Regions from separate parts of the Homo sapiens genome. Here region 2 is linked to region 1. Evidence: chromatin loops called from intact Hi-C (ENCODE). Cell type or tissue: heart left ventricle. All regions are shown on one strand.

The links. A loop is a pair of places that touch in the nucleus more often than their neighbours do. Peaks named below come from ENCODE experiments on the same cell type or tissue, not always from the same donor. Only the 100,000 strongest peaks of a DNase experiment are listed, where the experiment ranks them.
Region 2: a loop joins it to region 1, with 4 times the contacts of the local background. A loop is called at or near these places in 2 of 110 quality-filtered maps.

What each region holds. Positions count from the first base shown.
Region 1 is chr16:21,321,223-21,329,222 of GRCh38, forward strand. No RefSeq gene overlaps it. Among named protein-coding and RNA genes, the nearest start is that of CRYM, 47 kb to the left of the region's middle. In heart left ventricle, no CTCF peak of the experiment used is centred here; no DNase peak of the experiment used is centred here.
Region 2 is chr16:22,691,418-22,699,417 of GRCh38, forward strand. No RefSeq gene overlaps it. Among named protein-coding and RNA genes, the nearest start is that of LINC02890, 82 kb to the left of the region's middle. In heart left ventricle, no CTCF peak of the experiment used is centred here; no DNase peak of the experiment used is centred here; H3K4me3 peaks cover 694 bases; H3K27ac peaks cover 1,478 bases.

The DNA of each region.
Region 1 (8,000 bases):
ACCGGCCGCTCACCTCCTGCTGTGTGATATGGTTCCTAACAGGCCATGGACCGGTACCAGTCCATGGCCTGGGGTTTGGGGGCCCCTGCTCTAGGACAAACCAAAATAAACTATACTTCCTCACTTGGAAAATGAAAATAATAATAGTGTCTTATTTATAGGGTAGTTGTGTATATGTGAAGTATTTAGAGCAGTTCTCAGCACATGGTAAGTACTCAGTAAAGACTAGATTTATTGGCCAGCCGGGTGCAGTGGCTCATGCTTGTAATCCCAGCACTTTGGGAGGCTAAGGCGGGTGGATCATGAGGTCAGGAGATTGAGAGCAGCCTGTCCAACATGGTGAAACCCCGTCTCTACTATTAAAAACACAAAAATTAGCTGGGTGTGGTGGCGGGCACCTATAGTTCCAGCTACTCTATTACTGAGACCAGCCTGACCAACATGGGTAAACCCCATCTCTACTAAAAATACTAAATTAGCCAGACGTGGTGGTGCATGCCTGTAATCCCAGCTACTCAAGAGGCTGAGGCAGGAGAATCACTTGAACCTGGGAGGTGGAGGTTACAGTGAGCCGAGATCGTGCCACTGCGATCCAGACTGCGCGGCAGAATGAGACTCCATCAAAAAAAAAAAAAAAAAAAAAAAGACTGGATTTATTATTACTATAGGAAACACAACTTTCTGCTCTGCCACCATCTGTGCTGAGTATCACCATAAGGCCAGCCTGCCAGTGACTATTTGGAAAAGCTGTAGCATCTAGCAATACTTCCAACGTGTCTTCTGTTTCCCAAATAGTAATACAAAATATGAAACAAAATGAACAGTAGAGGAAACATTTTGAACAGGAAACCATGTCTATCTCCTCTGTAAACCTGTCCATTTGAAATGTGGATTACTGCATCTTGGATTCATTCAAGGCAATGGAAATAACCAAACTTTCTGCCTTCAACTACCTGGTCCAAGGAAATCAATCCTGTCTTTCCTCTCTAATCTTAATCTTCCCACCTGGATCTTGTGGTTTTAAGCCTGCCTAGTCATAAAGGCCAACTGCAAATATTTCAGCTTTATTGGAACTCAAGAGCATTCTGGGTTTGTTCTTTGTGATTCTTCCCTTTTATTTCACTTCCACCTAACTTTTAACCTTTTTTTTTTTTTTTTTTTTGAGATGGAGGAGTGTCACTCTGTCACCCAAGCTGGACTGCAGTGACCCAATCTCGGCTCACTTGGCAACCTCCACTTCCCGAGTTCAAGCAATTCTCCTGCCTCAGCCTCTTGAGTATCTGGGACTACAGGCACCTGCTACCACACCTGGCTATTTTTTTTGTATTTTTGTTAGAGATAGGGTTTCACTATGTTGGTCAGGTTGGTCTTGAACTCCTGACCTCAAATGATCCACCTGCCTCTGCCTCCCAAAGTGCTGGGAATACAGGCGTAAGCCCCTGCGCCTGGCCGCTTTTAACGTTTGATGTTATATTCCATTTCCAGCATCTAGCTCTTAAATTTTGATATTATGTTCTATTTCCAGCTGTGTCCTTTTTTTTTTTTTTTTTGAGACAGAGTTTCACTCTTGTTGCCCAGGCTGGAGTGCAATGGTGTGATCTCGGCTCACTGCAACCTCTGCCTCCCAGGTTCAAGTAATTCTCCTGCCTCAGCCTCTCGAGTAGCTGGGATTACAGGCATGCACCACCACATCCAGCTAATTTTGTATTTTTAGTAGAGATGGGGTTTATCCATGTTGGTCAGGCTGGTCTCAAACTCCTGATCTCAGGTGATCCACCCACCTCGGCCTCCCAAGGTGCTGGGATTACAGGCGTGAGCCACCGCGCCCAGCCTACCTTTTTTATTCTTAAGAGTGGACTTAGTTTTACCAACTTTGATGATTTGAATTCTCTGAGGCCCATGTCTCCTCCTGCTCCTGACCAGCTCTTGTAGGTTCCCCCCTGATTCCAGCCCCCAAGAAGCTACTTTCAGCTTTGAAATTTATGTGCCAGCTTTGCCTACCCCCTGAGAAAGGGAGATTAGATCAGGTGCTTTGCATCTGGTATTTTGCAGTTTTACCAAAAGTGATGATTATGACCCCTCAGCGTAATTTCATAGCCACCAACAATGTTCTTAGGTTTGGATAGCAATCCAAATATACTTTAAGCTACCATCAGATTAAACTGTCTTAAGAAAGTAGAATTAACTGTCATTATTTGTGGATTCTGAATTTGTGAATTCAACAACTCACTAAAATTTATGTGTAACTCAAAATCAGTAACTGTTTCACTTTTGAGGTCATTTGCAGACATGCAGGGAGTGGCAAAAAATTTTGAGTTCTCCAAGGGTGGTTCCCAGCCTTGGCCAGGTCAAAGAAGATGACACCCTGTCCACCTTGTTTCAACCCTCATACTGCAAACAAGTATTCTTGACTTGATATAGTTAGTGCCTTTTTTTTTTTTTTTTTGCATCTTTGTTCTTTATGTTGGTGATTTTGTTGTTTAATGTCAGCCCCAGGCATAGTGCTGAAGTACTGTCTCATGTTCCTAAGTGCAAAAGGGCTATGATTATGTCTTTTTTTTTTTTTTTTTTTTTTTTTTTTGAGACAGATTCTTACTCTGTTGCCCATGCTGGAGTGCAATGGCGTGATCTCGGCTCACTGCAACCTCCACCTCCCCCAGCTCAAGCCATTCTCCTGTCTCAGCCTCCTGAGTAGATGAAACTACAGGCACACACCACTGCACCCAGCTACAGTTTTATATTTTAGGAGAGATGGGGTTTCACCAAGTTGGCCAGGCTGGTCTAGAACTCCTGATCTCAAGGGATCTGCCCACCTTGGCCTCCCAAAGCGCTGGGATTACAGGCATGATCCACTGTGCCTGGCCCTGATTATGTCTTTTGGAGAAAATATCTATGTTAGAGAAGCTTAATTCAGGCATGAGTTATACTGCTGCTGGCTGTGAGGTCAGTGTTAGTGAATCAACAGTATGTATTAAATAAGGTGTCTTTAAACGGAAACACCCCAAAAAACAGGTCGTGTATTGATCAATTGATGAAAATGTGACCAGAGGCTTGCAGGAACCTAGGAGTATTTTCCCTAGGAGTAATCTTTCAGTATTCCCTAACTCAAGTGTCTGTGATGACTTTATAGAACATAACCAAGAATGATGAAAATGGATGGTGTCCAGGATGGGAACATAACATGTACAGCATCAGCACTTTCATATGAAAGTCTCCCAACAGCACAGGTGCAGCTGTACGTTCCACCAGTACACAGGGCACATTCAGTTCAAGAGCTGAGGTCGATACGGTGTAGACTCTGTAATTATATGGAAGCCTCCACTTTTGTTTGCCAGAATTTGTGCAAAGTCCTACTTACTTTCTTCTCAAGTCAAGTGTAGTCTCTAGACGAGATATATGGCAGCAAACAATGTTGATGATGAGTTCCAGGCACTGCTAACATTCTGTATTTTTAAACTCAGCACATACCTAGGCACAGTGCTGCCAGAGAGTAAACTCATAGTTATCTTAGTGGGTACACCTGGGTCCAGGAAAATAGGATTTATGTTTGCTATTTACCCTTTCCTCACAATAATAAATCTGCAGGTTTTTTTTTTTTTTTTTTTTTTTGAGACAGAGTTTTGCAGTTGTCGCCCAGGCTAGAGTGCAGTGGTGCGATCTTGGCTCACTGCAACCTCTGCCTCCCAGTTTCAAGGATTCTCCTGCCTCAGCCTCCCAAGTAGCTAGGATTACAAGCATGCACCACCACGCCCAGCTAATTTTTTGTATTTTTTAGTAGAGATGGGGTTTCACCATGTTGGCCAGGCTGGTCTTGAACTCCTGGCCTCAAGTGGTCCACCCGCCTCTGCATCCCAAAGTGCTGGGATTACAGGTATGAGCCACCACACCTGGCCAAAATCTGCAGTTTTATATCAAAATGTATCATCAGTGACAGTCCCTAAGGGCAATTGCATGTTTTTCTGACACCATAGTTGTATCACAATATATCACAACTGTTAGCATTATGGACTAGAAAAGCAGTACATTTACTGTTTTTTCAAAACTAATTGGACTATCCTTGATACCTACCATCCCCAGCCTGTTTGAGATGCAGTAAGGGGCTCAGGTTGGTGCCAAAATATTGGGCACACCCTCAGCCATGAGTTACCATGATTAGCGGCAAGCGCAGATGAAGCCTTGTCCTGGTGTGTGCCCTTGGGTTCTTTGAAGCTGATGAGTGATTTAGAACATTGGCAGCCAAGTATAAGCTGGTCATATGGAGTCACACATGAAGCTGAGAGATGTCTGATTCATCTCATCATGAAAGCTGTTACTCTTATCAAAATTTCATCAACTTTGGGGAATGATTATGTTGCTGACTAGAGATCAACATGGAAATCTGGGTATAAAAAGCAGTCAGGGAGGCTGGATCCTTTCTTTCAGTGGCTGCCTCAAATCCAGCAGGCCCTTGAATAATGTCATTTTGTCCAACGTCATTTTGTTATAATTTTGATGGGAAAAAAGAAATTGATTCCCAGCCCGGGCTGTTGTCAGTGTGGAGCTTGCATGTTCTCTCCGTATCTGTGTGGGTTTTCTCTGGGCATTCCAATTTTCTCCTGCATCCCAAAGATGTGCACTTTAGGGGAATTGACGTGTTGACATTGTCCCAGTCTAAGTGAGTGTGAGGTGTGCGTGACTGTGCCCCGTGATGGCATTCATCCAGTCTAGGGTTGGTTCTTGCCTTGTGCCCTAAGCTGCAGGGACAGGCTCTGGCCCCCTGCGACCCTGAACTGGAATAACTATCTAAATCATTATTTTACTTGTGTTTGTTAATCTGTCTTAAATGTATATATGGCTCACATTATTTATTTCAGTGTTTAATATTAGAAGTGTTTTGGTATTTATTTAGATGTTTGGTGATGTTTTTCTGACCCCCGAAAAAAGAAAACAGTAATATACAATAAAAACTTAACTCTTTTTTTTTTTTTAATTTTTTTCAGAGACAAGGTCTTGCTCTGCTACCCAGGCTGGGGTGCAGTGGTGCAATCATAGCTCACTGTAATCTCAAACTCCTGGGCTCAAGTGTTCCTCCCACCTGAAGCTCCCAAGTAACCGGGATGACAGATGTGGGCCACTACTCCTGGGCTAATTTTTTTTTAATTTTGTAGAAATAGAGTCTCACCATGTTGGTCAGGCTGGTCTCAAACTCCTGGCCTCAAGCAGTCCCCCTGCCTCAGCCTCCCAAGTTCTGGGATTACAGACATGAGCCACCATGCTGGCCCTTAACTCTTGTTTATATCAATTAGATTATGGCAAAGTTAGTTTCGTTATACATCATTTCACTTAAAGTTACAGTTTCCAAGAACCTATTGATGATGATAAGTGAGGGCTTACAGTACATGTCTTGGAGATAAATCATTGTGAATGCACAGTCACCTCTCAGGCTAAATAAATATTAACTCAGGAACACCAGAATCCAGGTCAGTTCCAGAATCTGACCTCATTCTTCCCTCTTCCCTTTGGATAAAGGTGTTTCTTTGTTTATGAGAACTATAGGAATGCCTCATTTTTATGCAAATATAAAGCAAGTGCCCAACCACCGCATTCACCTAAATGCAGATGTTTTGGAGGCTCAAAACTCAAGGGTCTCCACCCAGGATCCCTACATACAGAAAAGACACTTGTCCAGGATGGGGGCTAAATCTTTGGAGTTGAGTGTTATGTTTTTATTTTGCTTTGTTTTTCATAGTTTTTTGTGCAAAAAATGAGTGGAGCAAAGTAGCTGAGGGAACTGACTGTATGCTAGTCTTTTTGAGATTCAGAACTAGTGATACGTTGGAGTCCAGGTGACAAGTGTGGCAGGGAGTGGAAACCCTGTTGAGAGACGGGGACTTGAGAAGCATGGAATAGTACCTTTGGTGAGGATGTTGATGTTCTCTCAAGCTATTCCATCTACATTGGCAATGATGAGGCTCCCGATGGAAGCTTTTGAGAATCAGACTATTGGGGATTTGCTGCAGGAAGAGTTGTGACAATCAAGCCATTTAAATCTGAGTAATAAAACCGCATGATATTTCATTTTCCCCTGCAGGCTTTTGAAGCCTTTGATATCCTGTTTACATCAAACACATTTACTCCTAAGAAAATCTTTAGTGTATACAATTCCACATACAGATATTTTAAATGACTAACTACTTTGGCTTAGAAGAGTACAAATGACACCCCAGTCTTTTAAAATTTCAATTAGATTAAGTTTAATCTAGGCTAAATTCATTGATTGATCACCTCAAATATTGAAACATAATTGCCTCAAATATTGAAACAATAAAGTAGTATTGTTCCTTAATTTCTTAGTATTTTCTCTACTAGAGATTCTCTTATTGTAGGATTTTGAATGAATTTCATGGATGGTTTCTTTTCTTTTCTTTTGAGTGGAGTTTTGCTCTTGCTGCCCAGGCTGGAATGTAATGGCGAGATCTCGGCTCACTGCAACCTCCGCCTCCCGGGTTCAAGCAATTCTCCTGTCTCAGCCTCCTGAGTAGCTAGGATTACAGGTGCCCTCCACTATGCCTGGCTAATTTTCGGTATTTTTAGTAGAGACGGGGTTTCACCACGTTGGCCAGGCTGGTCTTAAACTATTGACCTCAGGTGATCTGCTTGCCTCAGCCTCCCAAAGTGCTGGGATTACAGGCGTGTATTACGGGAAGTCAGGGACCCCGAACGGAGGGACCGGTTGAAGCCATGGCAGAAGAACGTGGATTGTGAAGATTTCATGACATTTATTAGTTCCCCAAATTAATACTTTTATACTTTCTTAATGCCTGTCTTTACTGCAGTCTCTAAACATAAATTGTGAAGATTTCATGGACACTTATCACTTCCCCAATGAATACCCTTGTGATCTCTTATGCCTGTCTTTAATCTCTTAATCCTGTCATCTCGTAAGCTGAGGAGAATGTATGTCGCCTCAGGACCCTGTGATGATTTTGTTAACTGCACAAATTGTAGAGCATGTGTGTTTGAATAGTATGAAATCTGGGCGCCTTGAAAAAAGAACAGGATAACAGCAATGTTCAGGGAACAAGAGAGATAACCTTAAACTCTGACTGCTGGTGAGCTGGGCAGAACAGAACCATGTTTCTCTTCTTTCAAAAACAAATGGGAGAAATATCACTGAATTCTTTTTCTCAGCAAGGAACATCCCTGAGAAAGAGAATGCCTGAGGGTAGGCCTCTAAAATGGCCCCCTTGGGTGTGGCCATCTTTTATGGTCTAGCTGTAGGGATGAAATAAGCCCCAGTCTCCCATAGTGCTCCCAGGCTTATTAGGATGAGGAAATTCCTGCCTAATAAATTTTAGTCAGACCAATTGCTCTCAAACCATGTCTCCTGTTAAGATGTTATCAATGACAATGGTGCCCGAAACTTCATTAGCAATTTTAATTTCGCCCCAGTCCTGTGGTCCTGTGATCTCACCCTGCCTCCATTTGCCTTGTGATATTCTATTACCTTGTGAAGCACAAGATCTCTGTGACCCACACCCTATTCGTACACTCCCTCCCCTTTGAAAATCACTAATAAAATCTTCCTGGTTTTGCGGCTTGTGGGGCATCACAGAACCTACCGACATGTGATGTATCCCCCGGATGCCCAGCTTTAAAATTTCTCTCTTTTGTACTCTGTCCCTTTATTTCTCAACCTGGCCGACGCTTAGGGAAAATAGAAAAGAACCTACGTGACTACTGGGGGCAGGTTCCCCAATAGGCGTGAGCCACCTCGCCCAGGCAGATCTGTTTTTTATTTCCCTTTAAGATGGAACTTCCCTTTTTTTGAAAAAATTTTACTTTAAGTTCTAGGGTACATGTGCACAATGTGCAGGTTTGATACATAGGTATACACATGCTATGCTGGTTTGCTGTACCCATCAACTCGTCATTTACATTAGATATTTCTCCTAATGCTATCACTCCCCCAGCCTACACCCCACGACAGCCCCCGGTGTGTGATGTTCCCCACCCTGTGT
Region 2 (8,000 bases), 1.4 Mb after region 1:
AATCACTGCCCAAAATCAATACTTTTTCTGTTTGATCCTTCCAAGCGGTCACTCATTTGCTGAGGTGATGGGAGTTCACCAATGCATCCCTTCACAGATGCGATGTTTATATTGAGTACACATTTATCTTCTCTGTGCAGGAGATGCAAAGTCAAATCCCTTCAGTTGGCCAGATGGGAACTCTGGTAGAGTGTGCATGTTCTGTCTAAAAGGGACAGCTACCATTTCACTCCAGCCAACTGCTACATGGAAACGCTATCCCAGTGTTTAGATCTTCTGATATTTTCTTTTAAGATGGGCCTCACTCTGTTGCTCAGGTTAGAGTGCAGTGGCATGATCACAGCTCACTGCAGCCTCAACTTCTCAGGCTCAAGTGATTCTCCTGAGTCAGCCTTTGGAGTAGTTGGGACTATAGGCATGCACCACCATGCCTGGCTTATTAATTTTTTTTTTTTTTAGTAGAGACAAGAGCTTGCTATGTTGCCCAGGCTGTTCTTGAACTCCTGAGCTTGAATGAGGTGTGATCCCCACACCTGTTGGGATCTTCTGATATTTTAATCAAAGCTGGAAATGTGGATCTTCATCTGAAATCTCTTATTTGTTAAATGTTAATAACTAATTCAAACTAGTAAAATAACTTTGAGGGCCAAAGAAGCATGTGTGCTGGCCATATTCTCCAAGGGATGCCAGCTTGTGACCTCTGACCTAAAAATGACTTCTAAAGAGTGCAGCTTCTCAAATAAATCAAGTATGTATTGTACATGACAGTCTTTTGAAAGTTCAGAGGTTTTTGCAAAGCATGCAAGATTTTCCATTACTTGGTTGTCTCTACTGTCAGCTACACTCAACCACAAATATTTAATTGCTGTTTCATCTTCTGTACTTTGGCATGTATCTGTTCTCTTTGCTTTGACTATCCATTCCCCTTCATCCGTCTAGCTAGCTTTGATTCATCCTTCAAGATGCAAACCAAATTTCACCTCCTCTGTGAATATTTTCTGGTTTCCCTCCATTACAGTTGCCCACTAGTGCAATTCTCCACCCTGGGCCATGTTGTGCTGGAATCATTTGTTTATATCATTGTTTCCCCTATAAATGCTCAGACGTCAGGGACCAAGTCTTATTCCTAACATCTAGGAAGTGTTAGGCACAGAGTAGATGCACTCACTAACTATTGCAGCATAACCAATCACTCCACAACTTAGCAGCTTGAAACAGCAAACATTTATTGTCTCAGTTTCTGTGGGTTAGGAATTTGGGCATGGCTTTCCTGTGTATCTCTGGCTTGAGGTTGCTTACCAGGTTGCAGTCAGACCTCAAAGTCTCTTACCAGGTTGCAGTCAGAGTACATGCTGGAGCTGTGGTCTCATGTGAAGTCTCAGCTGGGGAGAATCTGCTTCTAGGCTCCCTCCCATGGTTTTTGGAAGGTTTCAGTTATTTGTAGGCTGTTGGAGCTAAGGGTCTAGGGTCTCGGTTTCTTGCTGACTGCTGGCCAGAGGACTTCCTCAGTTCTTTGTCACTGGGATCCTTGGACAGCTCACAACATGGCAGCTGGCTTCCCTTGGAGTGAGAGTGAGAGAGTGCTCCAGACGGAAGATGCCATCTCTTTGTAATCTAATTCCAGAAGTGACATCTCTCCTCTTCTGCATTCTGCTTGCTAGAAGTCGGCCACTAAATAAAGCCCACACACAAGCGGGGAGGGAATTACACAAGAGTGGGGCTACCAGGAGGCAGGGAGTATTGAGGTCATCCAAGAAGCTGCGTACCGAAATGCCCTGCTTATAGTTATGTGCTGTGGTTACTCAGCCTTGGGATTCAGATTGCCCAGGTTCAAATCTTAGTCCTGTCACTCTGTGAAAGTTTACTTACCTGTAATGGGCATCAAGGGCTTCTTGACCCATAGAATTGATATGGGGACTGTGTTTAACAGAATGCCTGCTTGCCTCTAAAAAGGTGACCTATGATTAATGTTGTTTTAAGAAATGATGATGATGATTTTTTTTTTTTGAGATAGGTTCTCTCTCTGTCACCCAGGCTGGGGTGCAGTGCCATGAACATGACTCACTGCAGCCTGGACCTTCTGGACTTAAGTGGCCTCCTGAGTAGCTGGGACCACACGTGAATGCCACCATGCTTGGGTAATTTTTAAAATTTTTGTAAAGAGAGGGTCTCACCATGTTGCCCAGGCTGATCTTGAACTCCTGGGCTCAAGGAATCCTCCTGCCTTGGGCTCCCTAAGAGTTGGGATTACAGGTGTGAGCCACCGTGTCTGGCCAAAGTAATGATTATTGAATGTATCATAGGTATCTAGGTAAGAGAGTGACCATACGAAAAAATGGAAGAAGCATGACTGGTTATATGCTCAGTTCTCTGAATCACCCCCTCCGACTCAAGTTCCTCATTTCTAGATTTTTTCCTTCCTATAAATTAGCTTGATCTTTCCCTGGTATGACTCCTACAACTCTGCCCCGGCCTCCAAGTCTAAGTGAGCTCTCCCTATTGTGCTCAAATCCTGTCCTTTTCCCACACCAGATCATTTTAACCCTTGCCATTCTTCAAGCCAACAATTCTCCCAACAATTTATTTCTTCCGCTCCCACCACTCCAGTGCTCAGTCAGTGAGTGATTCTGGGAAGAGTGGTCTGGCTGGGTTGGATGGCCAGGTCTATTTCAAGTTCATCTCAGCTGTCTGGTCATTTTTTATTTAAAAAAAAAAAAAGCTTTGGGAAGTAGTCTATTTAAACACACGTAAGCAGCTGTTCCTCCCTTTCCACCTGCTTTCATCCCTTTCTCAGCAGATGGGATCATCATCTATTTTATTGAAATAACAATAATACCCCCAAGTTTTGTTTTGTTTCATTTTGTTTTTATGAGACGGACTCTTACTCTGTCTCCCAGGCTGAAGTGCAGTGGCACGATCTTGGCTCACTGCAACCTCTGCCTCCTGGGTTCAAACGATTCTCCTGGCTCAGCCTCCTGAGTAGCTGGGATTACAGATTTGCGCCACCATGCCTGGCTAATTTTTGTATTTTTAGTAGAGATGGGGTTTCACCATGTTGCCCAGGCTGGTCTTGAACTCCCGACCTTAAGTGATCCACCAGCCTTGGCCTCCCAAAGTGCTGGGATTACAGGCATGAGCCACTGTGCCCCGCAAATACCCCCAAGTTTACTGACCTCTTAACTATGTTAGATGCCAATCTAAGCCCCTTTAATGGATTATCTCCATTGTCACAATAACTCCTACGAAGATAGTACTGGGACTATCCTATTTTACATATAAGGAAAGTTAGGCTCAGAGATATGGAATGATTGACAAATGTCCAACAGTAGAGCTGAGATGTGAATCCATGTTAACCTGATCCCCAAATTGAAGCTCTTACCCACTTTTACTGAAAAGCCGTTTGGATTCTTTAGTCCACCTACTTTCTATCTCTGCTTAATGGGCTGCAAGATGCCCATTTCACTGAACTTGTTTCTCCTAAGGACCTGCAGGCTGCTTTGCTGAATGCTCCTCCTCCGCCTTGATCCTGCTTTGGCATTCCAAACTGCTGGGTTTGTGATCCTTTTTGGATCTCTTCACTAGTTTATGGGGCTCTGCATGCTCTTGGCTCTCCAACAACCACTAGAACTTCTTACTGACCGGCTGTTTTCATTCCATCCCTTAAATGTCAGCATGTTCTGAGGTTCTGTCTCAGCCTTCCTTGCAGGCTACACATTCTCCCTGGGTGACCTCATGTCCTCTCGTAGCTCCAGAATCGTTGCTTCTTAAATAATCTCTCTGTTAATTTTTTAGTCCCTGCTTTTATTTGAAGCTTCTGATCTGCCTTTCTAACCAGTGGGTGTTCTGGGAGTGCTTCAAAATCAGCTTGACTCAACTCAATGTCATCTTTCCCGAAATACTCTCTTCACCCGTGTTCCTTAGCCTAGTAGTAAAAACAGTCTACCCAGTCTGGACTTTAGTTAACAAATTCTGTTTATTTCTCCAAAGCAGTACCAGCGATTATTCCTCTGGAAAGACCTCTGTCTCAGCTCAATTTTCCTCTACCATTTGACTGGACTATTGCAATAATTTCCTAAGGGTCTCTCTGTCTTCAGAATCCTCACTGCTATCCATCTCCAAAGACATAGACCTATTTATGTTATTTGGCATCTTGAATTTTTCCTGCTATATATTTCATAAATACCAGATTTCTTGGACTAGCATTCCATGACCTTCTCATATTGCCCACACTGACTTTGCTAAGTTTATTTAATTATTAAAAGTACTATGTGGGGCTGGGCGCAGTGGCTCACTCCTATAATACCAGCACTTTGGGAGGCTGACGCTGGAGGATTACTGGAGCCAGGAGTTTGAGACCAGCCTGGGCAATATGGAGAAACCTTGTCTCTACGAAGAAAAATGCAAAAATTAGCTGGATGCGGTGGCACGCCTGTAGTCCCAGCTACTTAGGAGGCTGAGGTGGGAGGATCGCTTGAGCCCAGGATATGGAGGATGCAGTGAGCTGTGACTGCACCACTGCACTACAGCCTGGGCAACAGAGCGAGATCCTGTATCAAAGTCCCAGCTACTTAGGAGGCTGAGGTGGGAGGATCGCTTGAGCCCAGGATATGGAGGATGCAGTGAGCTGTGACTGCACCACTGCACTACAGCCTGGGCAACAGAGCGAGATCCTGTATCAAAAAAATAAATAAATAAAATAAAAAGTACTATGTGATAATTACTGATAGAAAAGCTCTTCATTTTTATAGGTTTATCTTACAACCATACAGCATCTGAAATTTCTACTTTAAGTGGTAGATATAATGGATCACAGTGATAGATTCTCCTGCATCAGCCTCCCAAGTAGCTGGAATTACAGGTGCCCACCATGATGCCCAGCTATGATGTTAAGCCATTCTTGTGCTCCTAATATAAGTGTATTATTCTTTTGATGAACTGATGAGCTTAATTTTCTAATATTTATTTACAAATGTGTATCTGTATTCATAAATGAATTTGTCTGTGGCTTTCTGTTTTTGTGCTTTCTTCATCAGGCTTAACTAATAAGGTGATTCTAATTTCATAAAAGTAGTAATATCAAATATGTATGCATGTGGGCCTTAATAGGCACCAGACACTGTTCTAAGCAGTTGATAGTTATAAACTCACTTAATCTTCACAACAATCTCCATGAAGTAGAGTTTCCTCGTCATTTAACAGAGAAGGGAGTGGAGAAAGGAAGAGAATAAATAACTTGCCCAAGGTCACACAGCCAGTAAGTATTATAGCCATGACTTGAACAAGGCAGAATGGTTCTAAGAGCTTTGTGCAAAGTGCTTTGCTAACTTCTTCGAAGTCATAGTCAACTTGGGGAGTTTCATTTTTTTCTGTAGTCTAAGATACTTTAATAATATAGGAAGAATTATCTTTTTTTTAAGGCTTGGTAAACTTGGATGTAAATCTATGCAAGTGTGGTGATTTTTAAAATGGTAGATCTTGACCTTTCCAATCGTTCATGTTATTGATCTGTTTAGGTTTTCTTCTTCTTTGGTCAATTACTTAAGTTTTAATTTTGTTAGACTTTCTTCAATTTCCCTTTGATATTTAAATCTGTTGCCATGGCCTTGCACAGATTTGAAGATATTGCTCCATTGTTTTCCAGTTAATATTTGTTGTTAATTAAAAATGTGATGCCAATCAGATTATTGTCTCCCCTATACTTTCTATATTGATTTCTTTCTTTTTCTTTCTAATTCTTTTTTTTCTCTCTCTCTCTTTTTAGTAGAGTTTCTCTGTGTTGCCCAGGCTGGAGTGCAGTGGCGTGATCTTGGCTCACTGCAACCTCCACCTCCCAGGTTCAAGCAATTCTCCTACCTCAGCCTCCCTAGTAGCTGGGATTACAGGTGTGTGCCACCATGCTTGGGTAATTTTTGTATTTTGTATTTTTTTTTTTAATGGAGTCTAGCTCTGTTGCCCAGGCTGGAGAGCAGTGGTGTGGTCTCGGCTCACTGCAACCTCTGCCTCCCAGGTTCAAGTGATTTTCCTGCCTCAGCCTACTGACTAGCTGGGATTACAGGCACCCACCATGATGCCCAGGTAATTTTTGTATTTTTAGTAGAGATGGAGTTTCACCATGTTGGCCAGCTGGTCTCGAACTCCTGACCTCAAGTGATCCTCCTGCCTTGCCTCCCAAAGTGCTGAGATTGCAGGTGTGAGCCACTGTGCCTGGCCTAATTTTTGTATTTTGGTAGAGATGGGATTTTTCCATGTTGGCCAGGTTGGTCTTGAACTCCTGGCCTCAAGTGATCCACCCACCTCGGCCTCCCAAAGTGCTGGGATTATAGGCATGAGCCACTGCATCTGGCTTCTTATATTGGTTTCATGTTGATGCTGTAGCAAATTACTACAAATTTAGTGACTTGAAACAACACAAATGAATAGGTGTGTAGAAGTCTGAAGTGGGTCTCACCGGGCTGAAACCGACAGGTGGGTAGGGCTGCATTCCTTCTGGGGGCTTTAAGGAGAATACATTTATTTGTCTTGGTCAGTTGTAGAGGTGATGCATCTCCAGCCCAGAAATAGGGCTTTATAGACAGGGAGTCACACTCTCTGTCTCTCTCTCTTTTTTTTTTTTTTTTTTTTTTTTTTGAGACAGAGTCTTGCTCTGTCACCCAGCCTGGAGCGCAATGGTGCGATCTCAGCTCACTGCAACCTCCTCCACCTCCCAGGTTCAAGCGAATCCTCCTACCTCAGCCTCCTAAGTATCTGGGATTACAGGTGCCCACCCCTACTCCTGGCTAATTTTTGTATTTTTAGTAGGGACAGGTTTTCACCATGTTTGTCAGGCTGGTCTCGAACTCTTGACCTCAAGTGATCGGCCCGCTTTGGCCTCCCAAAGTGCTGGGATTACAGGCATGAGCCACTGTGCCCAGCCTATCTCTTAATCTCCATTACTTTCTAGGGCAAATGATACAAACTTGGTCTTCTCTTCAGGGCTCATGCAGTTATTTCCCTAATCAACTTATCCCATAAATCACATGACCTACTTCAGAGACCAAATAATTACAAATAAAAGATTCCCCCCAAACCATAGATTCTTGTTGGCAATGAGCATCAGTTGAGCTCAGATTCGGTAAAAAGTAAAAATGAAAAAAGATCCATAGCTATAGATTTCTGTTAGCCTTTTTTCTATGGTTTTTGGTAACCACTGTCCAAAATACCAATAATGTAAGTATAAACCCTTCCCAATGCAAAAAGACCAGTCTTTTTTGTTTCGAAAGCCAATTTCTACCTGGTGGGATTTTTTTTTTTTTAAACAAAATCTAAAGTCTTCTTCTCTTTTAAATATTTCTGACTTGGAAAACTGGTAGGTAGAATAGCTGCTGGCAGCCCAAATGCTCAAAATCACTTCTTCATTCTTTCAATGGTTGCTTTGTTCATTTAAAACACTAACAACCACTGCAAACCATGATGGAGTGCCCACTGTGTTCCATGTGCTGAGGTTACAGAAATGATGAAGCCTGAAGGCCTTGAAATGCCTATAATCATGCATGACTTCCCCCTCCACCTTTCTCTCTCCCACTGCCTTCCTTTGGAGCTATTATACATTGGTCTCCTCTGAGTTCCTTAAAGCATCTAGATCCCTTTTGCCCAAGGCCTCTGCATGGAGAAGTTCTATTTTCTTGAAAAGCCTTTTCCTTTCTTCTGCCATCCAGGCCTCTTTCTTAGGAAAGCCTTCCCTGAGCCTCCAGTACCCGTACACCTTACTCACTGGGCACCCTGTACTTCTCCTTCCAGGCATGTAGCTCAAATGTAATTAACAATGTAAATAACTTTGGTTTATTGTGTGTTCCCTCCTGAACCCAAGTTTCATGCAAGCAGAGGCCATTATGTCTTTTTTGCTACCGTATCTCCAGTGCTTAGCACAGGGCAGACCATTGGTGCTCAATAAATGCTTGACAGGGAAGGAATGTGGACAGTTTCCCTACCCTTGGGATGTCCCCAATCCGGTGGGTTTGCTC